4 separate regions of the Homo sapiens genome follow, and all the other regions are linked to region 1. A link is a loop called in an ENCODE intact Hi-C map of the cell type or tissue named here. Cell type or tissue: IMR-90. All regions are shown on one strand. Each heading gives the region's core, and the rest is flanking DNA. Links, peaks and the distances in the headings are about the cores only. Region 1 has its middle 190 kb from the start of MAN1A1. Region 2 overlaps LOC285762 (a long non-coding RNA gene). Region 3 overlaps LOC105377975 (a long non-coding RNA gene). Region 4 overlaps LOC105377975 (a long non-coding RNA gene).

Region 1 (5,973 bases), core at 469-5,468:
AAAGAAAACAGTGTAAAGCACAAGGGAAAAATGCTTCACCTACGCTAACCTCTAAACCTTCATTGATTTTCAAGTCTTTGTTGCATTTTCTCTCCCAATATAATTTAAGACTTTTTCACAACATGAATTTCTACCAGGCCAAGCTTGAAACACATTATTTCAGCCTAGCTGAATTCACACACACACACCTCATATTATTTTTCCCTAAAGCACATGCTTTGTCTGTTGAGCTTTTGCTTAGCACAGCTCCTAGCATCTTGCATAGCTGTCTGCTCACATTGGACATTTAATACATACTTTGCTGTTTTAAGCAGACTCCTGAGAGACTCTTTCAAATAACCCAAGTCTAGGGATGAAATAAAATCTCCAAAGCTGTTTTTAAAGAAGGTATCAAAGAAGGGATGCCAACAGCCATCGCACCTTCTCCTCAACCACTGTGTCAGAATATGCCCCTGAAAGCAGAGTTTCTTCACATTTATGGTTTCCTGTGGTAAGTATCTGGCTCGCCTTGAACTCTAACCACCTGGACCTCATGGCATGTCATGGTGGATTCTCTCTTTGCTTGCCTTGCCTCTCTTGTTGATTGGATGAATGCTTTACCTCCTAACCCAGAGCAAACACAAACTGGCTTCCTCTTGCCATGTCATAGGACCCTGGGCTCTAGATTTCCAAATTGTACTTTTTACCACTCACTTGAATTATATTTGGCTGTTCCATGCCTGGCTCCTTTGGACCATAATAACCCTGGTGCTATCCATGATCTTTCCTTCTTTTCATCCTTCCTTCTCTACTTTTCATTCTCCTTTTGGACAGACATTAAATGAGGATTTACTGTTACTCTAAAGAAGCAAAATTGAGGAAGACAGAGTTTTTTACTTCAAAGAAGTCATAATCCAATGAAAGAAACTGCCAATTAAACAAGCTGTTAGCACACAATATGATAAATATTTTCTTGATATATACACAGTGAATTGCTTCATTCTTCTGAGCAAAGGCAGGGAAAAAGCTACAAAGCAGATGATGATGTCTGACCTAAATTTTAAGGACTATCAATTATTTTGCCTAAATGCTATGCTATTGGCCAATGTTTTCATACATTACTTCCAGGCAATATGAAAAAGAGAACTTGTAACATTAGATTTACATCCTAGAAATTTCACTCAGGTAGGTTTGGGTGACTTGAGGAGAAGGTAGAAAAATCTGTTGTTTTTAGAATTTTTAAAACATAATTAAGCCTTTTATCTGTTTTTCACAGTTCATTATATTTACCATTTTCCTTTTATTTAGTAAAAGTATTTAATGATGTCTTAAAGGGTGTCATGATAGTAATAACAAAACAATAATCCCAGATGTTCCTGAGAGAATTTCTATATTTTATTGCTGAATTTTAAAAATTACTAAATATAACTAAATTACCAAAAAATTATTAGTTAAAAGTTTAAACCATTACTAAAATATATATTCACTTTTATTACTAACATGGTTTTTAAAAATTATCATACATGTTTTTATTATAAAATATAAATATAAGAATTGTCACATATAAATAATCAACCATGATTGCCCTTATATATGGGTAAAATTTTACTACTGATTTACTTTGTATGAAGGTATGTCTATAATTATCTGATACTGAAATTTAAAATTCTAGTATCAGAGATGAGGCTTTAGATTTGATACAAAGTCATTTTCCAAAAATACCCTAAAGTATTTCAGTGGAACACTGACTGCAGCGATAACCATTATCAGACAACAGCACCTTCAAGAGAATTAGATTACCAAATGTGCTTCACCTGATAACTAAGTTCAAGTAGATTACTCAGAAAATGGGATTCTTAACAGAGTGGTGAAAATACTAAGAAAGAGATGAGAACTGGCCTAGGTAAGATTTTTAATCACAGGCACTAGAAAGCATAAAACATAAGGGTATTGTGTGTTTTAGGGAAAGATGGGATAATATAAGATAAGACAAGAAATCAGAAAAGAGAAGAAAAGCAAAGATATAATCACCATTTTTTCTATAACTGACCAAAAACTCTTCTCAGGATGAAGCTTACAGAGAAAATTATTATGCACATTAAAATAGTTAAGGGGTGGGAGTTGTTTCAGAACCAGCACCAGATATAAACACCAAAGTTCACTCCTCTAGTGAACTAGAACTAGAAATTTGTTGTCAATTAACTGAGAATGCTGAAAAAAACTACTGAAGGTTCTGAAAAGCAAACAAATCAGGCAGATGCCAGAGATAAAAGAAAACTGGGCAATATTTTCTTTTGTTGTTGTTCATTCTCACAACTTTGTATCCAGGGTGAACTCCAGTCATAGAGTGGTTTGGCAGTGGCAGCAGCCACAAAACTTCTAGGGGAACCCCATATTTCTGCCTGGAAGTAGGTCCTGCATGCTGGAGAGTGTAAGGGAATCCCAGGATATTGAGACCTAGAAAAGGAGATCTACTAAATCTGTAAATCTATATAAGGCTCAGGCTTACTCCTCATCTGTGCATGTGTGGGGCAGACCCAAACCAGCACAGTAAGGCTTTGAGAAATAAACTGAGATTTAAACCACTGCCCATATCTCAGACTAGCATCTGAGTTTTTCATGTCAGGCACACACTCAAACTAGCATTGAAAATGCTTTGAGAACTGAACTGAGATATAAACCACAGCCATAAAAGATCGGACAGAACACTTGATCTTAACCAACGCAAGTTGTTTGCCTTCTCCAGAGGATTATTCATCAACATTCCCCAGAGGATTATAACCAGATCCAGAGACTGTACATTATAACATTCACATCATCCAGGATAAAAGCCAAGATTACTCAACATGGCAAGAACCAGGAAAGTCTGACCAATTCTCAAGGGAAGATACAATAAACAGATGCCATTCCCAAGATGACTCGATGTTGGAACTATTAGGCAAAGGCTTTAAAGCAGCTGTGATAGTTATGCTCTGTGAGTTAAAGAATAACACATTTAAAAAGAACGAAAGGTAAGAGTTCTTAGAGGAGTGCATACTACAAAAAATAACCGAATGGACATTTTGGAACTGAAAAAACAATATCTGAAATTTAAAAAATTACCAGATGGGCTCAGCAGAAGTTTGGAAACAAGAGAGGAAAGAAATCAGTGCATTCAAAGATGAATCAATAGAAGTTATTGTTAAAGGATCTTTGGGGTGTCACTTTTCTGGCCTGAAACCTCTGGCCAGTGGCACCTTAGCACAAGCTTTGCTAGGGTCCACTGGGCGCATTCCACCCATTCAGCCTGGCAGATTGTGCTCAGCTCACACTACCGGTCTGGCTTCCACACCTGCCAAGGGTGAGTGAGGTGTGCAGCAGCGAGGGGTGTGTGAGCAAGCGCAGGGTCCAGCCACTGCACAGACACACTGGCTGCTGCAGCTGGTCAGGTGCCCCAGGTGCCAGCATGGACACCAGCTCTCTGCGAGGCTGTGGCTGGACCAGGTACACTGCAAGCAGCTTCCCAGCTGGCACCGGGGAATGCAGTGGTGCCTGGAAGCTTGTACATGCCAGGTACCACAGGATCCCAAAGAGGGAGTCACAGCCCTGGCTTGGAAAGCTCCTAGGTCTGGTATCCATGAGGGGCCACAGCTCTTCTCTTCTTCTCTTCACCTACAATGTGGCAAGCAAGGGGCATGTGTCAGCTCTGTTTGTGTTATAGCTCTTTTAGCTCCACCATTCAGCAGGTCCTGAGTTCTTGTCCTGCAACCGGGAAGAATGAAGTATGCCGACAAGTGGGGGGTGAGCAAATTGAAGAAGAGCTTCATTGAGCAACAGAATAGCTCAAAGGAGGTCCACAGCGTGTAGCTCCTTTCCACAGCCAGGTGTCCTGACAAGTGTTCAACTCCTAGCAGAGAGGAGGCCCTGGAGTGGGTTGCTCCTCTCTGCAGGCAGGTCATCCTATTGTCTTCCCAGCTCCTAGCTAAGAGGAGGCCCTGGAATGGGTTGCTCCTCTCTGCAGGCAGGTGATCCCATTGTCTTCCTAGCTCCTAGCAGAGAGGACGCCCTGTAGTGAGTTGCTCCTCTCTGCAGTTGGTAGTCCAGACATCTCTGCAAGTCTCTGAAGACCTCAGCAGAGAGGAGGCCCTAGTGTGGGTAGTTCCTCTCTGTAGTTGGTCATCCCAACATTTCCTGCTATCAGCAGAGAGAGTAGCTCCTCTCTGCCACTGGTCCTCCTGTTGTCCATTCAGCTCTGGCTGAGACTTAGGCTTTTATGGACATCAGTGGCGAGGAAGTACACACTGATTGGTCCATTGACAGCCATGGGAAGCCCAGAAAAGACACTACAAATTCCCACTCTGGTCTGTAGGACAGGTAGCCCAGCTCCCAGCCTTCAGGCTCCCCCTGGCCTGAAGGTGGGTCCTCAACAGGGACCTGCCCCCTTCTGCTCAGGAATCTATCTCCTCCTGCTGCCATTCATGGTGCCCTGGCCTGGCCCCAACTTTGCTCCAAGATCAGAGCCAGGGATGACAGCAGGGAGAAGCCAGGCAGTGGGAGCAGGCATTTCCAAGCCTGCAAGGTCAGGGGTGCCTTCCCCGGCCCCCAAGAGCAATTTGGGAGGCTGCAGTTGTGCTCTGGTGGGTGGAGCTTCTTCCTGCTCCATGTAGTGGGAGGCCTAAGTCTGTAGCCACAATTTGGGTGGCTGCTGTGGCACCTGGGGAGCTCCCACCCCAATTCAGAAGAGGCAGGGATGTTGCTTTTCCCTTCCAGCTCCATGGATTCCTCAACCCTGGTGGTGCTTCCCTGCCGCAGCTCGCATGATGGCAGCAGCAGGCCATCTGGAGCTGCAGCTGCCATCATTATCTAATCTGAAGAAAAGAGATAAAACTATATTTTTTAATTAGCAGGCCTTAGAGACCCATGAGACATTATCAAAAGGTCTCCATACAGGACATTAGAATCCCAAAAGGAAAGGAGAAAAAGATTCAGGTAGATTACTTGAAAACACTCATGGTCAAAAATTTAGTAAGTATTGGAAAAAGATATATGTTAACAGATTCAAGAAGTCCAGCATGTCCTTATTGGAAAACAATTCTCTATGGCATTTATGCACATTTTATATCAGCTTTCATTTCAGATTATATTTTCAAGCATGTCTGTATAGCAAATAACCTTGAGTAATAGAGACAGTATCTCCCTCTGAGGCACAGGGTAGATTTGTTTCATGACCATTATAATAAAAGATAATGTCTTTTTTCAGGCAAAAGTTGGGTATATCTGTTATCAGTACCCTCTCAAATTTCAGGCTTTCCTCAGCTATAATTCAACTCTATTACGCATACAGCATTTTCCTGGGCTACTCCATATCACACTATGGGACTTTGGAGGCAGGTAAACCAATGAGTATATGAAGCTCATGCTGCCTGCAGTGCCATGAATAATAAAGTCCTTTGTCTCTTACCCAGGAGTATTGTATCTTCTACCAGCATCCATGAAATTGTTAGCTTGCAGGTAAGGTAAAAATCTCAGACCCTTCACAGTTATTAACTACTGCGAAACAAGATAACCTCAAAAATAAAAATCATTCCTGGATTCATTATAATCTAAATTTTGAAACCAAACATAAAGAAAAAACCTTGAAAGTAGCTAGAGAAAAAAAACGATGACACACAGTGGAACAATGATTTTAATTACCCTGGGTTTCCCATCAGAAATAATTGGGGGCCAGAATGCAGTGGGAAAACATCTTTAAACTGCTGAATAAAAGTCAACCCAGAATTCCATATTCTGCAAAAATGTCCATCAAAAATGGAGAAAGGATGACATTCTCAAATGAAAAAAAAAAATCTAACAAAATCTATCCACAGCAGATATTATCTACAAGAAATGATAGAACAAGATTCTTCAAATTGAAGGGGAATAATACCACAAGATTATTGGACTCTTTAGAAATAAAGAACAACAGAAATGATAAATATATGTATAATTTAAAACACTATTTTTCTCTTTTAAGTT
Region 2 (5,973 bases), core at 594-5,593, 61 kb after region 1:
AGAATAAAATGATCATCTTTATAGCTAGGTCTTTATGCACATTCTTAATTACCTTAAGATAAATTTCTATAAGTAGCCTTTCTGGGTTAAGGAATTTCTAATGTTAGGTACCTATTAATATCTAAGCATGTTTTGATAGAAACCTCTAAGATCTGTGAGTAACTACCTCCTTTTACACATTGTTAGACTATTTGACAGGATTCCCCTTCTGAGAGACAGAAGTAACTAAACTTCCATCAGGATTAGAACGAAGTTTTTTGTTTATTTATTTATTCTTAAAGCTGCCAGACTTTTATATTCATTCAACAAACATTTATTTAGGACCTGTTATGTGCTGGGCACCATGCCAGATGCTAAGGATAAGAAATGAGTTGACACAGTACAGTCCTCAGGCTGTCACAGTATCAGGTGTGAGATAAACACATTGAATGACGGACACAGTGTAATTCAATACACTTTTCTTGCCTGCATGGCACTACAGAGGAAGGTTGATAAAGGCTTCATCCTGTCTGAACTGTGATGTCTGAACCAAGTCTTGCAGGAAGTCTTCTGGTGGCTGAGATGGCGGCCGAGGTGATCAAGATGAGGAAGAACAGTCCAGGCAAAGGGAAAAACCATGTGCAAAAGCATAGAAGGGCTGGTTGAGGTGGCTCATGCCTGTAATCCCAGCACTTTGGGAGGCCAAGGCAGGTGGATAACTTGAGGTCAGGAGTTCAAGACCACCCTGGCCAACATGGTGAAACCCCGTCTCTACTAAAAATACAAAAATTAGCTGGGCGTGGTGGCAGGCACATGCTACCCGGGAGGGTGAGGCACGAGAATCGCTTGAACCCAGGAGGCAGAGGCTGCATTAAGCCAAGATCGTGCCACTGCACTCCAGCCTGGGTGACAGAGTGAGACTCCATCTAAATAAATAAATAGATTGTTTAAAAGTACAGAAGTATAAAGGAGCAGGTCATTTTGTGTGCCTGAACAAAGGCTACTAAAGAGAGCCTTGCCTGAAATCTAATAAATGCTAAAGATGCCTGTTAGTAGTGAGGATGCTCCATACGGAGACTATATTACTGGATTGCTAATATTTTTAATTAATGACTACTCTTTGTTTATTTTTCATTAACCTTCCTCAGTACTATTAATTCAGAATAAACTCTTAATTCAATTTTTGTTTGTGTCAAGGAATTGATGTTTCCCCTAGCCAGAAGAAAGTCCCTTCCCACTGTCTCTATGTATATTTTGGATACACTATATAAGAACACAAATGATTGAAGTCCAGACTGCACAAACCCCAAGAGAATGCATTTTCCAACTCCAGCAGACACTCTATTTGACCAACATACCAGACCTATTTTTCAGATGTTACACCCTTCTGCAATAAGTAGGAGGAAAAACTTCTTTCAGTTCTGTGTTTAATCAAAACAAAGAATCCATACTAGATATTTTTTCTTACTAAACACTGCTAAAATGCATTATTATGCCAAAGAACACATCTTTTCTATAATTTAACTGTCGCTGAAAAAGTATAAGTTTTCCATTCATATTCAGTTTTTGAGTATTCAAATCACTCTTACTTTTACATATATTTGAGCTTCAAAACAATCTTGGAAGGTCCTGAAGCTCAAAACAGCCTCGTAATACTATCCCTATTTTTATAGACAAGAAAATCAAAGCTGAACATATGTGGCTTACCCAAATTCGCACAATCTTTATGACCAAAACGTGCTGCTCACAAGCCAGTTTAGCTGCCATCTAGTCTAGGGAGCCTTCTGGAAACTTTCAAGTCTAAGTGTCCTTTCTTTGAGTCCTCATTGCCCCCTGCCTGTCCCTACAATACCACTCATTTTACCAGGGCTTCTCAAACTTTAATGTGCCCACAAATCACCTTAGAATCTTGTCAAAAATGCAGTCTATGATTCTGTTGATTTGAGAGTGGGGCCTGAGATTCTGCATTTCTAACAAGCTCCTGAGTGACGCTGATGCTGCTGGTCTGAGGACCACACTTTGGGAAATAAGACATTGCAGTGTATCCTCACAGCCTGGTTATATTTCATTCTCTTCCACTCCACCGTATGTTCCATAGGGCCATGAACTATGCATTGTTAATCATAACATGTCCAGCATTCAGATTTGACAGTCTGTAAAATCTCAATAAATATGAAATGAATGAATGAGTGAATGAATGAGCAAATGAATGAATGAATGAGCAAATGAATGAATGAACAAATAAATAAGTGAAATCCATGTTTTCTAGACTACAGTTTTTTCTACTATATCATGCTGAGTTGTAAAAACATAGGCCAAGTCTATCCTTCCCTTTTAACTGCCACATTAAAGGTAAACAACAGCTGCCTTAAGAAAACTCAATATCTCAGTGGCTTAACACACTGAAGGGATTTTTTTTTCCTTTTCCTACTCAAGGTAGGAAAGGAAAGGTAGGGAGTGCTCTGCTCCACTCAGTCATTCAGCATCCAAGCTGACAGAAGCTATATCAACTTCAATATGAGGCTTTCAAGGTTATCCCATAATTTAATATCTAACTGGCACATGAGGCCTGGAAATAACCCATCATTTCTGCCTCCATTCCAAAGTAATATGGGAAACGTAGTCTTTGATTGGGTTATAACTCATATACACTAGAGAGGGGAGTAGGAGGCTTAGATGGGCAAAGATCTGTCTATTCCTCTATAAGCCCCCAAGGCCTCAGCCATGACTACCCATTCTTCTTCAATTGTACTTCACACTTTCCCAGATTTTATAGCTGAATTCATGATGTTCCTTTTTCCTGGAATTCCTTTACCCTGAACAAGCTCTGTCTTTTCAAATCCTACTCATCTTTCAGTGCACATCTCAAAAGATATTTTTTCATGCAATTTTTCCACATCTTCTAAACAAATGTTTCTCCCTTCTTTTTGAATCTATTTCTTTGTACTCCTCTGAGAATCTCTAGCACATTCTGCCATGCCTTTCAGTTATGGGTGTACTTACAAGCTCCCTCCTCCACCAAAAAAAAAAAAAAACAGGAGCTATGTCATAATCAGCTTGGTAGGCCTCTTGGCATCTAGCCATAAACCTTACTTACAGCAGTAACTCAGTAGATATAGGCATTTTTGAGTTGAATTGAAAATATATCTAATAAATACAGAAAGCTTATCTGGTAACAACCTTGCTCTATGTTTTTCCAACAGAGAAGACAGCTATAACTCCAAAAGTGAGAGAAAGTAGAAGACATGCCAGTGCTCAAAAGCTACAAATGTAACCAGAGCCGTGGCATAAAATGAAATACTTCTGGTTCATATACTTCCACTGAGCAGCATTGCATTTTATACACTTCTTCTTTAATGGTTCAGACATATAGTTCTTAACATCACATGGAGACTCATAACCTTCAGAATACAGCATGAATCAGCTGGCTGCACTGCAAAGAGAATACAAAATACCATCAAGAATGTCCTAACTGGAACAGTAAACTTTTAAAGTACAAACAACTCATCTGTTAGCAGCCTGGCATTTTGCTTTCTGGAAAGTAAATACATTAGAGAGATATCTTTAAAGAGAGTCTATTACCTGTGTAAGTCAGCAATTTTCAATCATGACTGTAGCAGATCCAGGTGAGAGACACTGCGACCTGGCCTTATAGCAGGACCAATAAGCATAAGCAATCCCTTGGTCCTAAGATGAAGACTTACTAATCATTAGTTCTTGAATCTATAACTTCCTTAGGTTAGGTCAGATTTGTCCTCGCTTACTCAGCTTATGGGGCGTGGATTCTTATATAGCCAGTCTATAGAGAGAGTATCAATAAAGTCATAAATCTGGGGGAAAAAAAAGTCCTCATTATCGCACCTGTCTGGTTTTTCAAAATCTTGCCTAAGGTGGTCTGGTTTGCTGAAGGGTGCTCCAGGAAGTGCAGTCTCCAGGTGTAACAGCCTCCCAAAGAAACAGTCTCTGTTTTGGCTGGAGGAAATTGTTGATTTTCCTCTGAAGCCTGGAATCAGCAGTTCTCTGCTGCTAAAACTCCTGCAGGGTTTTAGGGGCAAGTAGCTACTTTAGAATTGAGCAGATGGGGTAAAGGAGATAAGGAAATGTAGTTTAGAGAGACTTCCCACGAGAAGGCATCCTTTTCATTCCTTAAACTTCCCACCACCACCTCACACACAAGTGAAAAACGGGTGCAGAAGAATATACGGGGGAAAAACGGTAAGCTTGGGCAAAGTTCCCTGCAGAGGGAGAAGAAAAAATAGGATGAGACTTAAGAATTTTATAGTCCTAAACACTGGAAAAATTATGGCGAATTCTTCCCTGCCCCCAATAATTATCATGTGAATCATTTTGATCTTTATTTGTTAACAGTAATATATAAAACATAATACTTTTTCCAAACAATTTTGGATACCATCATTTTATGGTTGTACTAAGGACAGCTAGTCCCCTACAGGAGTCAGAGACTTTAGGAAGTATTTAAGACCTAATTCTATGGTTATCTTCTCAAAATATAGGATTCCTGGGAGCTATGACAGGTAATCTAGCAAAGTGAACTTATCAGTTAAACTTAATAGTTAATTGGCCAGGCACAGTGGCTCACGCCTGTAATCCTAGCACTTTTGGAGGCCGAGGCAGGAAGATTACTTGAAGTTAGCAGTTTGAAACCAGACTGGCCAACATGGTGAAACCCTGTCTCTACTAAAAATACAAAAAAAAAATTAGCCAGGCGTGGTGGTACATGCCTGTAATCCCAGCTACTCGGGAGGCTGAGGCAGGAGAATCGGTTGAGCCTGGGAGGTGGAGGTTGCAGTGAGCTGAGACCACCCCAGAGCACTCCAGCCTGGATGGCGACAGAGCAAGACTCCGTCTAAAACAGAAAAAAAAAAAAAAAAAAAAAAGCTTAATAGTTAATTTATCCATTAAACTTAAATTATCAACTAAGGACACTATAAGTGCTTTTCATATGGCTGCACAAGATATTGCAACTGATACCAAGGTGAGTAAAGCAGCAGTCCCTACCTTCGAAGGGTTAGTTGCCTGTTTAGAAATTTTTATTATGGTTTTAAAGTGAGGATAAGCTGCAGAAAGGCATTTTAAGTACAAAAATAATTGTAGGTCACACAGGAATCTAATTTATAAAAGAAAAGGGAGCATCTGGAGGATTCAGAAGAGGGAAAGCAGACACCTGGTTGGATGGAGTAAGAAAAGACTATAAATGGGAAGGATTTCTGAAAAGACTTAAGACTTGAAGGATGGCATGTGTTTTGTCAAAAGAAAACAGAAATGAGGGAAGTTGTATGTAAAAGAACAGCATAACCAAGAGCATTCATGTCATCATTATCATCATCATAACTGACATTTACTGAATACTTAATTTGTATGAGGCTTTGTGCTAAATCTTTAACGTGTTAAATCCTGTAATCTTCATAATCACACTACAAAGTCAAGTCTATTATTATTCCCAGTTTACAGAAGAGAAAACTGATACTCTGGTTAATTGCCCAGGGCCATATAGCTAAAAGCAGTGCAATCTGAAATTGACCAAGATTCAGGTAACCATGAGAAATCTAGTGTGAATAGAACATTTAGCATACACATCAATAAATAAAAAGACTAAGTCTAGAAATGCAGATCAGGATTTCCCAAGGCTCCATATGCTGGATTAAAGGTTTCATGCTTAGTTGACAGGCAATGGGCAGCCATTGCAGGGTTATGAGCAGGTTTTTACGTTACCCAATCTGTCAACACATGGAGTGGAGACATCATGGAGGGGAGAGGTCTAGGGATACAGTGAGACCAAGAAGTCCTCTCAAGTTTTTCAGGTAAGAAGCAAACTTAGAGTGAAATTTTTGTTAATGAAATGAGGTAAGAGATAGGAGAAACACAAAAGGTCAAATCTACAGAACTCGTCAACTAATGGATTGAGTGCTGGAAGTGTTACAGAAAATAAGAAGTCTGCAACAACTTGGAGAGCTGGGGTCTTGCCGCTGAACT
Region 3 (5,973 bases), core at 362-5,361, 73 kb before region 1:
ATTCCTATAGTTCAGATTCAAATATGGTTTTGCTGCTGTTTTTGTAATACATTGAGTTAAGCATCTGGAACAATCTTTTGTTGAAAATAACCAATCATCCTAGCTATAATAAATATTTTTAAACATTCTAAAAGGAACAATGAGCTGGCTAGAATGAAAAAAAAAATCTCAAGCAGAAAAAAAAAATCCTAATTAAGAACGAGAACTCAAAGAAGTAAGCAGAATACTGAAGCCTTATTTTATGCTGAGGTCATCTGCCTAAGTATATTTAAGCTTCAATTTTAGACTTGTGAGATTTTAGGAGCTGTAACCCCAGAGAGGCAAAACTTAAGTGTAATAGGCAACCAAAAAGAATGCTCTGCCCCTCAACCCCAGAGGCCTTCAAGAAAATTTGCCTATCTCAAAATAGAGGGGGAAAAATCTTCATGGAGAATTTAGAACCTCAAGCCAAACCCTCGCAAATGTCCACAGAACAAACGCACACTGCCTCAGTGTTTGGAAAAGCTTCAAATTAATAATTAAAATTAGTTAACCTGGAATGGAATTGCCCCTAGCTGTCAGACAAAAGCAAATAAAAATCTTCTCAAAAGAAATTGCCCTTATTTCACAGAAATCATCAGCTCACAAATATTAACTAAAAACAAAAGGAAAAGAGGCACCATGCTTGAGAGCCGGCAGAAAGAACATGAAATCCAAAAGGACTTCATTCAGACAACAGACACAGACCATGAAATGATGATGTTTAATATGTTTTAAAATTTTTTAAGCCAGAACAAATATATGCATGATAGGAAAATCATATGTAAAACCAACCAAATATAATTTCTAGAAACCAAATAAAATGAGTGAAATTTCAAAACACAGTGGATAGGTTTAACAGCAAATAAATGATAAAGAGACAACTTGTAACTGGCAGACAGATGTGAAGAATTTACCCAGGCTAAAGGTAGCACAGAAAGATAAAGTGGTAGAAAACAAAACTTAAGAGACATAAACAATTAAAATGAGAAAGTATTACTTATGTCTACTTGGAGTCCAGAGTGAGACATAGATGGATGCATTTCAGGAAGAAGGCAAGTGATCCTAGAGGGATGGCCTGATCACTAAGAAGAAATGAGGTACACAGAAACTGATGAACACAGTCAAATAAACATTAATTATTTGAAACTACAATAACAATGTGTTATACGGTAAATAAGACAATTAAAATAGACAATCACCAAAAAAAAATTAACAAAGAGAAGGGTGAATAGGATTAACACATCTAAGGTCTTTTTTTGTTAAGTTAAGCATGTATATTGTCATTACAAAAAATAATAGAAGTGAAGTATATAATTTCTAAACAGGTAGATGAAAAAACAAAGGAGAAAAATTAATCTTAGGAAATACAAAGAGGAAGAGAAACACATAAGAGAGGCAACAAACAGAAAGCCCAAAATAAGACAGTACAGTATATACAGTTGCATCAGTAATTACATTAAATGTAAAAGGACTAAATGCTTCATTTACAACACACATCTTCAAAATGGATTTTGAAAAAACAAAAGCTAAATGCGTTTATAAAAGGCAGGTTGGAGACTTTCTCTTCCAGGAAGATGGAGTAGACTTACTTTCCCTTCCTTGTCCTACTAAGTGCAACTAAAAAGTTTGGGCATTAAATATAAAACAAGCATAAGATGATCCTATACAGTGGAAAGAAAAAGGCAGAACAACTAGGGACCTCAAGACCCCAGGACAACACAATAGAGAGCTCCCTAGGTTTTCTTTTTCTTTCATATATCTCAGATTTCTTGCCAAAGAAGCTAGCAATTGGAAAACACTAAAAGTGCAAATAACAACAACAAAAATACCGCTTGCTCTAGCCAAAGGACAAAGAAAGGAGCAGCCTAGCAGGGCGAAAACTTTTAGAGAGTAACTGTTCAAGTCCAGACAAACACTACAGAAAACACTGTGGCCCTACCCATGCCAGCAAAGGACTTGTGGGGAGCCTAGAATTCCACCCTTATTGGGCTATAATAAAGGTAATATGGCACTCCAGCCTCCCACTCTGCAAGAGTGGTGTCAGATAACAACAAACAGGGAATCACCCACTCTGTGGTGTCATCAGAAACCACACGGGGAGCCTGGAATTCCATCCCCAACCTACAGTACCAAAGCACCCTTTCCCACCCCCACTGGGATGGTGTAAGTGAGTCTTAGCAGACAGTCAAGATTTTCACCATCACCCATTTCCCTAGATGTGGGGAGTAGTAAAGAGGCACTCCTATACCCCCCAGCCATGGAGGTACCAGTGTAGGGTAACAGGGAGCCAGAACCCTCACTCTTGCCCAGCAATAACAAGGAACACCCATCCTTGAGTGTTAAACAAAAGCCAAATGGGGAACCTGAAATTCCACTCTCACTCCCCACTCTGCAGTAACAAGGCTGTCTCAACCTCACCCCCACTTCTGTTGTCAGAACACTGCCAGAAAAGACCTGTTAAAACAGAAGTTTTAAATAATACCCAGAATCTCATAATACCCAAAATGTACAGGTTTCAGTCAAAGATCACTCACCTTACCAAGAATCAGGAAGATCTTAAACTGAATGAAAGACACAGCTAAAACACAAATGAAGAAAGTTTGAATGTTAAACGACAAAGGAAAACATCACAAAAGATAAGAGAAAGATGCATCTAATAAGAACTAATCAAAAGAAAGATGGTTTGGCTATATAAACTACAAATACAAATAGAAAATAGATTCTAAGACACAAAGCTCTTCTTGAGATAAAGTGGGTCATTTCACCTAAAAATTTCAATTGATCAAAGAGACAAAATTTTAATGTACCTAACAATAAGAGCCTCAAAACTTTCACAAAGAAAGAGAAATAGAGAACAGAAATCTATTTGTTACTACAGCCTTGCCTACTCTAACTGAAATCTCTGGGCAACAGATTTAATTCACTCAGAAGCCTTGTTGAATTCTGGAGAAAATCAGTTATTAAGTATTAAAGAAGCTTTTTTTTCCAGAAGGACATATGTGTATTGTCACATCAGCCTCATCTACATCTCTTCTACTCCTCTGGTGTTCTAAGTGGGTGTTTTGAGGTGTCAAATTGACTGCAGCATTTCTGCCAGGGAGTCAGGGGTGGGAGGACTGGAAATGAAGAATTGCAGCATGAGAAGCCAGCTATGCCCTGTGCTCACCTGCTGACTTCACTGTTACAGAGTGTGGGGCTTAGTGAAACTCAAAGAAAGCATTAGACATTTCCATAAATATGAATTGCATCTGTTAAGATTATGGCATTTCCTACAGAAAGCACAACAGTAATGATTACAGAATGCTCCCATTAGAGTACCACATGAGTCAGTCACTCAAGCAAAACAAACCTTGAACACCCAAAGTTAATCTGAAGCATAATCCCTTATTACTGGTTCTTGGCATTATGCTTTCCTAGGGTTGCCTAGACTCTCCTGTGAGCACTAATAAAAATGTCCCCTGGGGAATCATAATTTCTTCCCCTGAAAAAAGTTAACAATGACTGTGTTAGAGAAATGAAGGCAAGTGTCTTCTTACCACCAGTCACTAAGGACGGGAGCAAGTCAAGGGTCTCCCTTTGTCTGTTTTGCACTAGTCTCAGAGGCAAAAGCTGAACAGAACAGCCTTTTACCTACCCAGTATTATGAACACAGACAATACTTCTAAGCAGGACATCACAAAATTCCACAGATTTTTCTCTATGCTCCCACTGGCCTTGTGATGTAACTTTCAGAGGACAGTGTGAGCAGATAGAATTGCATGTTGCAGCTCTCAACCCTGACACCAAGAGGGAGCACCGAAGAAGAGGCAGTTGGTCAGAATCCTGAAACTCAAGCACAAGACCCTCAGAGCTAAATTCTTCTCCCAAGGGCAGTCTTCCATGGTCTAACTTTCCCTTTTCATCATGACTGTAAATCATAAAGGAAATTTAGGAAACACCAGATCATAAGTGAAGAATAGAGGGAATCTTCCCTTGCCGTCATTATTCCAATAGCAGGCAAAGTTGAAACCAAGCCTGGGAGACATATTGTTTCCTCTCAGTATCACTGCCAGGAAACCACAGGAGAAACAGCTGTATTGTTAAAAGATTTTAAGTCTAAAACAATCCATCACATGCAATGTACATAGTCTTCCTTACTGGAAGATCTTTTATCCCAGTCTATAATCTAAAACACCTAAAACTTCACTGCCTGCACTGCTGGAAACTTTTCCATTGAACAACACTCTTTAAAAAAAAAATCTCTACATTTTGATTTTCATCTTCTTAGCAGAGCAAATTATCCCATCAGCCTGTGGAGAAGTGGGAGGTTATTGTTCATGAAACTATGAAAGAACATAGCACAACAATGCAAATGAGAAGCTTGAAGTCTGTTTCACCATTAAGGCATATTCTAGAAAATATTCATTCTCAGAGAAAAGAGGGAAGAAAAATATACCATAGCCTTTATATAGAAAGTTTTGAGAAGAATATTAGCACTGTATTTAAGGGAAGCAAGAAATAGCTATTCAATTCAACGCCTCCCTCCATCATTCCAAGGCCACCTTTTAAGGATGTTTTGTTATTATGAGATAGAATGAATGTTTTCTGCCTGTCTGACCTAGAGAGGAATGTTTGTCCACAGTTCTACAGCCTCTGCCTGGAACGTACTGACTGAAGGCTATAAAAATCACTGAAGGACGTTAGCTATCCAGCATTCAGGCAAAATCACATTTCCCGCTCCAGCTTACTCTCAAAAAGCCATCACATAGCATTTACTTTAGGCAGCAGAGGACTCCTGTTAAGGAGCAAAATACCCAGAGGAGAGTGGAGGGAAATGTGTTCCAGTTTCCTGGGTTACCCTGGGGTATTCAGTGAATTCTCCCTCTTTCCTAAACACAGTGAGTGCTTTATTTAATTTTAGCCCTCCACATCATAAGTTAGGTCTTACCTGGTCTATTTCATACTTTCTAGTGAACACTAAATGCAGGTCTCTAAGCTAGGAGTCAATGAAGGGAGAGTCTTCACCTTTTTAAGGCCAAGTGTACTTAGGAAGAGCCTTGCATGTTTGGGCTGGTTAAGGAACGGCCAGAAACCAATAGTTCACTTGGAACTCTTTGATTGTTGCAGGACAAAGGAGAAAGTCATCCAAGATAATAATTAAGTCAAGTAGGCCTAGAAATAAGAGATTCTTAGAATGCTTTCAAGGCCCACCTTAAATAATTGCCTCTCTGAGGACTTTCCCTACTTCCCAGACAGCTTCTTCCACTGCAATGTTGTTTAACACAATCCTTAAAGCTTGATATTGTAACTTTAAAGTCAACTTTCCTTCACAGGCAGTGTTCTAACAAAAGACCTTTGACTCATGTGTGCATATATCCCTAGCATTTAACACAGGTTCTAGTACTCAACAAGTGTCTGATGAATGAATTAGGAGTATTTCCTAAAGGAACTAAAATATCTATTCTTGCTTGCATCTGACAGAGCTGATGAATAATCACATGCACATGCTAATAAGACCTATTCTAAACATGTTTCAACTTCAGGGCCTTTGGTGATAGCCTGCAGTTCTATCACTTTTCCCACTCTGTGGCCTGTCCCCGTGCCCCATGCAGCTGTTTCAAACTTTTAATCTTATCCCAAATCCCCTGAAATCACTTCCAAAATCTATCAACAGATGTCATAATATCCTACTAAAAAATAGAGGCCATCAAATTACAAATTTCTTCGATTTCTTTCTTCTGAACTTTCTTTCCTCCTTATTTAACTCTATCTTTATTTTTTTTCTCTCCTGCTGTTTTCTCACAAGGTAATGTCATATATGGATTCCCTCCCTTTCAACATCTTCCAGGGTTTCTCTCCATCAATCAGCCACCTTATTCTTAGACTTTCATTTTCTCTGTATCCACTGAGAGAAGTATGAAGCCAATAGATCTTTCTAGCTATGATATTAATTTCTAGAAATGTGACCATGTT
Region 4 (5,973 bases), core at 359-5,358, 86 kb before region 1:
ACCAGAAAAGGGAGTGTCCTTTAGGGAAAAGCCTCTGTTTTTTTTCCGGAAATTGAATTACAAGTATGTGAGACTGTTTAATATTGTCTCACAGATTAGAAGAGCCTTGGATTGTTTTTCAATAATTTTTCTCTCTGTTTTTCACATTTGATAATTTTCGTTGATCTATCTCCAAGTGTGGTGACCCTTTCTTTATCTCTCTCCACTCTGCAATTAAGCCCATCCAGTAAATTTTTTATTTCAGATATTGTGGGTTTTGTGTTTTTAATTTTCTATTTGGTTAGTTTTGTCAATTATGCTTTTCTACTTGAATTTCCTTGTCTCTTAAACCATTATGACCTTCTCTTTAGATCCTTATCGTATTTAAAATAGCAACTTCAAAGTCCCTGTCTTCTAATTCCAAATTCTTGGTCATGATTGAGCCTGTTTCTATGGACTGCTTTTTTTTCCCCTCAACAATGAATCATATATGTCTTTGCATATCTTATCGTTGCTATTATATATTGGAGATTTTAGATAAAACATTTCAGACACTGAATTCTATTTTCTTCTTGTAAAGAGTATTGACTTGTATTCAAACAGGCAGTGGGATTACTGGCTTATCACTTTGAACTTGCGGAGGCTTGGTTTACTTTACCAAGGTGCTCTAATTTGGTGGGATTCAAACATCAACCTTTTCTCATCTGTGACATCTAGCTGCTAAAATCCCTCATAAATCCTTTTTGCTCTCTATCTGTGGTTTTCTGCTGAGTTCCTTGGAGCTTGGAGTCCTCTAAAAGCATTCTGTAGGGTTCAGCCAAGTATTTTAGGGAAATTATATTCAGATTTGAGGGCTCCATTTACTCCAGGAGTTTCCTCTTTAATTACCAGTCTCTCTTGCACTTCCAAACTCTGCCACTGACACTTCAAGCTGAGAAAAATGCAGCTTTCTCCTTGAGTTCTGGCTTCTTTGCAGGCCACACTCAATGGGATGTCCTCAGGAGAAAGATGCTTGTAAATATGGACTGCACTCTAAGCACTTGCCCTCTTTTAAGGCAGAAATACCTTCAGTTGCTGCCTGCTTAGGGTTGCCCTCCATGCCTTTAAATAGGTGTGTGTGTGTGTGTGTGCGCGCGCGTGTGTGGTGTGTTCATTTTGTTCAGTGTTTATAATTGTTATCTACTGAAGAGTTTTTCTAACAATCTATTCACCATTGTTGACCAGCAATTTCCTTTTAATATTATTCATATTATGGCAATAAATTGGTGAAACAAATGTACAGTATTGCGTTCTCTTGTATCTAACATACAGTAACCTTTATATTCTCGCAAAAGCTTGGAGTGGGTGAGATCAAGGGGCAGTGGTAATAAACATATTATGACTTTCAAAATAAGGAGATTTATGAATGTAGTAACACAAGTCGGGTATAGTTTGTTCTGCTGGCTTGTTTTTCAAATAAGAATATTTGAACATTACTGTGTTCAAACACTTTCTCCTGCCAAGCCAACATAATCAAACAAATAGATTAAGAAGGTGAAAGAGAACTCAGGGGTATTCTAAGGGAAACTATTATAAATAACACTCCTATGCATAAACACTGTTAAACAAATAAAAATCATCTCTCAGGGAAATAGTGCTGGTCCCCAATATTAATTTAGTCCCCTCTGCCTGCATATAAGGTTATTTCCTTCTCTTTAAGGTATTCAAATTATTGCTCCCTCTGCTACCTTTGGTAATATATTCTACTTGTCAGAAGTAGGCTGATGCAGCAATGAGACAGAGAGATAGGGAAAGCCTGGGGTTTGAGCTTAGGAACAAGGTCCCAGGCTAATTACTCTTAGAAAGGAGTTGCAGGAATTTGAGTCATAAGGTGAGATCATCACCAGAGGGCCATCATCCCACAGCACAGGAAAGGTAGAAGGCAGAAAATACCCACAATCTCTTCAAGATGAAGAGACGTATCAAACACAAATAGCTAATGAAGTTTTTTTTTTGCTGGCAGTAAGGGGCACAAATGAGAGTATGATCATGGAGGAATTTCATATCAAAATAGAGACGGTATAACGCAGGACACATATCCCAAATGCATTTTTTACAGTGAAAGTAAAATTGTTTCAGATCTCCTGCTTTTGAATCCCAAGTCCATCATCCTTCAATCATATGATCTGGGGAAAATGCCTTAATGTCCCTGTGTTCCATTGCAACATCTGGGAAAATAAGTGCAGTGACTGAGTCAGATCTCGTCAGCCCCAGATGTCTCAATTCACTGATAGGTGCCCAAGTCTCCCCACAATTTGGCCTTTTCAGTTCCACTCTGCTCATTTCAGATTCTCCTTTATCTGTTACTGCTTCCTTTTATTTCACTCCTTCCAGCTTCAGCTCCTACTCTCTCCTGAATTGTACTTCAATATTTCCAATTCCTTATTAAAATCTGTCTTAGATCGACGTTCACCCCAATCTACATGCCTTCACTCCAAACACTGCCCTCAAAAAGCCTTTGGTCCAGGTGAAACTTCCTAGATTCCAACAAATGTTTCATATCTATTTGTGTAAGAAACCACGTACTCCTGCTATAAGCCCTTTGGCAGCAGTATACATAAGCATTCCATATTACTACTTTGCTAAAGGCAATATAAAAAAAAAAGACCTTAAAAACACAAATTAAGGAAAATAAACACAAAAGTGTCTTTTGAAAACTTACAAAACCTGTTCAGTAGAGCAGGCACTTTTAATTGGAAATGCTGCAAGACTGCAGGAGCAGCAAAATGTGATTCCTTCAAACATAATAGAATGTGCTGATTCACAGGCAGGAGGAATAACACCCAGAATCTGCCTATCTGCCACAGCAGTTCTGACCCTTCCAGCTCTGTTTAAGAAAGATTAACCTTAATGGGAGCCTTATACCCACGCTTGGACTCTTCCAGAGGAAAAATATGAGCATATGACTTTTCAGTTTGCAAAATAATCATGTGATTCTCCTTTAGTGGCAAATAACGTAGTGTCCTCTGTCCCTAAAAATTCTTCTTGTCCTTCTAGGATCATGGGGATCTCTGAGGGTTCTACCTTTACTTAAAATCCTTCAGACCTGCAATAAATAATTTGAAATGTTTAAAACACCATCATAAAAAATATACATTTGGGTTTGTTTTGCCCACGAGAAAATAAAGGGGGAGTGACTGTTATCAAGTAAAATCAAAGAAAATGTCTTGTCCCTCAGGCCTAGGTCTAAATTGCTCAGGTGTCCTGTGGCCTACATGAGCTTGTTTCTGGGAATGACATTTGAGCACAGATAGACAAAGTCACTGCCTATTCATAACAGGTGTAGAACCCACAAGTGCAGCTTTTACAAGGCAAGTCATCCTCAGGTCATCCTTAGGATTTTCACAAGGTGAGCTAACCTCCTGGCATAAACAGCCATTTTTAATTTAAATTTTTTATTGCACGCTTTTCATCTAATGAGTCACATGGAAAATGAGAAGGCCCACTATGCATCTGTGACCTAAAAGACTATATAAATAGTAAATGTATTATTTTCATGTTTCCAATAAAAAGGAAACCCATTTTCTTTTGTTAATATGCAATACGTTTTAATTAACTATAGTCATTTTGTTGTGCAATAGAACCCCAGAACTTATTGCTCCTAACTATAAATTTGTACTTGTTGACCAGCATCTCCTCTTTCTACATATTCCATATTCCACGCAACTCCCCAATCCCCTGCCCCTACCACCCCTGGAACCACTGTTCTACTCTCTGCTTCTATCAGTTTGACTTTTTTTTAGCTTCCACACGTAAGTGAGAACATACAGTATTCATGTCTCTGTGCCTGGCTTGTTTCACTTAACATAATGTCCTCTAGGTTCATCCATGTTGTTGCAAATGACAGAATTTCCTGATTTTTAAAGGCCGAATAGGATTCCATTGTGTATACAAATCACATTTGCAAAATCTGTTCATCCATTGTTGCATACTTAGGCTGAGGAAACCCATTTTCTATGGGGCAAGTATTTGTTCTTGCCTCTGAAACCTGCCTTTGTGGATCCAGATACAAATATCAGACAAAACGTACTTCAGTTTTGGTAGTTGCTAACAGTGGTTTAAGAATATTCCTGGATATTGGCCAGGCACGGTGGCTCACGCCTGTAATCCCAGCACTTTGGGAGGCCGAAGTGGGCGGATCACAAGGTCAGGAGATCGAGAACATCCTGGCTAACACGGTGAAACCCTGTGTCCACTAAAAATACAAAAATAAAATTAGCCGGGCGTGGTGGCGGGCGCTTGTAGTCCCAGCTACTCGGGAGGCTGAGGCAGGAGAATGGCGTGAAGCCGGGAGGCGGAGCTTGCAGTGAGCCGAGATCACGCCACTGCACTCCAGCCTGGGCGACAGAGGGAGACTCCTTCTCAAAAAGACAAAAAAGAATATTCCTGGATATAATCAAAATAACAAACATAATGTCTTATCCCAAACAACTCTCCTTGCCCTGCCATATAAATCCATTAAAAGTGAGAATTTTACAAAGTTCTCACACTTTAGTAAGGTAAAAAAAAAAAAAAAATCAAATTTTTAAAAATTGTTTACTGGCTGTCTATAAAGTAAAAGACACTAGGATAGGCATGGTGAGACATAACACAAGGAAGATATAGCCTTTTCTCTTAAGGGATTTATCAACATTTCACCAATATCAAAATATAAGTCATCTTCAAAAGATGAGAATTTTTCATCAAGACTGGTACATTTTTTTAAATGTGTTGTTGGCTTTAGATAAAATCCTCTAAGACTATTCCAAACAACAATGAAGCAAGTAATCATAATTTAGAAGCAGTAACACCTATTTGGATGCTCAAACTATATAACTGTATATTTGAAACTGAATAAATGTTTATTAAAAACCTATCACATTATATTGTATCGTTGATTTATGTTGAATTAATTACACTATTTCCTGCAATCCCTAAACTTCAGATCAAATTCATGGGATTTTAATGGGTATTTCAATACATCTTTAGTTTACATTCATATTTATTTCCCATTTCAGTATTTCAAATTCAACAGAGTCATTGGGATGTATCTATTGATTTTGTGAAAAAGACTTAGCTCTGGGTCCTTATCCCAATTCTGATGCTGTAACTGGCAAGGTGAACATGGGTTCAGTTATCTAGCCGCTCTGAGCTGTTTTCTCTGTAAAAAGGATGATGTATGCAATTTCCCTGGCACATGATACATTATAACTATTGTGAATCAAAAAAATCACTCATCTTTGTTGAGAATCTGGCAGTGCCGTGGGGTGACCGTTCTGAAGATCAGTGCTTACCAGATTCAAAAAATCATTTTAGTGTTTGAAAGGGATAGGATCAACCTTATTCTACAGACGAGGACTTTGATAGATACAGGAGGGAAGTCACTTGCCCAGTGCCACTTAGATAGTGGTAGACCTTCAATCCAGTCTTGGCACCTTGTCTAGTCCCTTTTGTACAGTATGGCAGATATATCTGTAAAATTATAGATAAGTAGACTGACTTTATAATGATCTTTGATATCTTCAAATTAGGAGTTTTCCTGTTCTAACACATCTCTAATAAGAGATAGTTGCTAGAACTTTGAATTTAGGCAGAAAAATGGGTAGTAATCATTAGGCCATAGGCCTTATTTTCCTCCACTATAACAAAAGAAAGGATTTTTAACTTTATAAGTTTGTTTAATCATCACTTAGCTATTCTTCTAAAAGAGAAAAAGCAGACTAAAAAATGGATAATTGAAAGTTCCAGTTAACTGGGTCTCAGTTAATCTAGATTTTTATTATTTCTAAACCATTCCACTACAAACTCTGATTGGTATAATTGATTTAGAGCCTGTTCCATATGATGCCTTCTATTCTCTAAGCTGAGTTGACCCCAAAAAGAAGAACCCTTTGAATTCAATCTGAGAACTATACTCAGTTCTGAGAATGAAGATGGCATTTTAGACTCCTGTGTTTGTGAGCTGGTGCCTTTTCC

Evidence for each region. A loop is a pair of places that touch in the nucleus more often than their neighbours do. Peaks named below come from ENCODE experiments on the same cell type or tissue, not always from the same donor. Only the 100,000 strongest peaks of a DNase experiment are listed, where the experiment ranks them.
Region 2: it touches region 1 in a loop (4-fold over the local background); 2 of 110 quality-filtered maps call a loop at or near these places.
Region 3: it touches region 1 in a loop (4-fold over the local background); 5 of 110 quality-filtered maps call a loop at or near these places.
Region 4: it touches region 1 in a loop (2.6-fold over the local background); 5 of 110 quality-filtered maps call a loop at or near these places.

The regions. Positions count from the first base shown.
Region 1 is chr6:119,538,066-119,544,038 of GRCh38, reverse strand. No RefSeq gene overlaps it. Among named protein-coding and RNA genes, the nearest start is that of MAN1A1, 190 kb to the right of the region's middle. In IMR-90, for the core only: no CTCF peak of the experiment used is centred there; a DNase peak (open chromatin) is centred at 2,798; H3K27ac peaks cover 1,090 bases.
Region 2 is chr6:119,477,517-119,483,489 of GRCh38, reverse strand. All of the region lies in intron 1 of LOC285762 (a long non-coding RNA gene), which reads left to right. It overlaps LOC107986525 (a long non-coding RNA gene), which reads left to right. Exons shown (of 3, transcript XR_001743825.2): 3 at 3,183-5,973. Among named protein-coding and RNA genes, the nearest start is that of MAN1A1, 130 kb to the right of the region's middle. In IMR-90, for the core only: no CTCF peak of the experiment used is centred there; no DNase peak of the experiment used is centred there.
Region 3 is chr6:119,610,473-119,616,445 of GRCh38, reverse strand. All of the region lies in intron 2 of LOC105377975 (a long non-coding RNA gene), which reads right to left. Among named protein-coding and RNA genes, the nearest start is that of MAN1A1, 260 kb to the right of the region's middle. In IMR-90, for the core only: no CTCF peak of the experiment used is centred there; no DNase peak of the experiment used is centred there.
Region 4 is chr6:119,624,358-119,630,330 of GRCh38, reverse strand. All of the region lies in intron 2 of LOC105377975 (a long non-coding RNA gene), which reads right to left. Among named protein-coding and RNA genes, the nearest start is that of MAN1A1, 280 kb to the right of the region's middle. In IMR-90, for the core only: no CTCF peak of the experiment used is centred there; no DNase peak of the experiment used is centred there.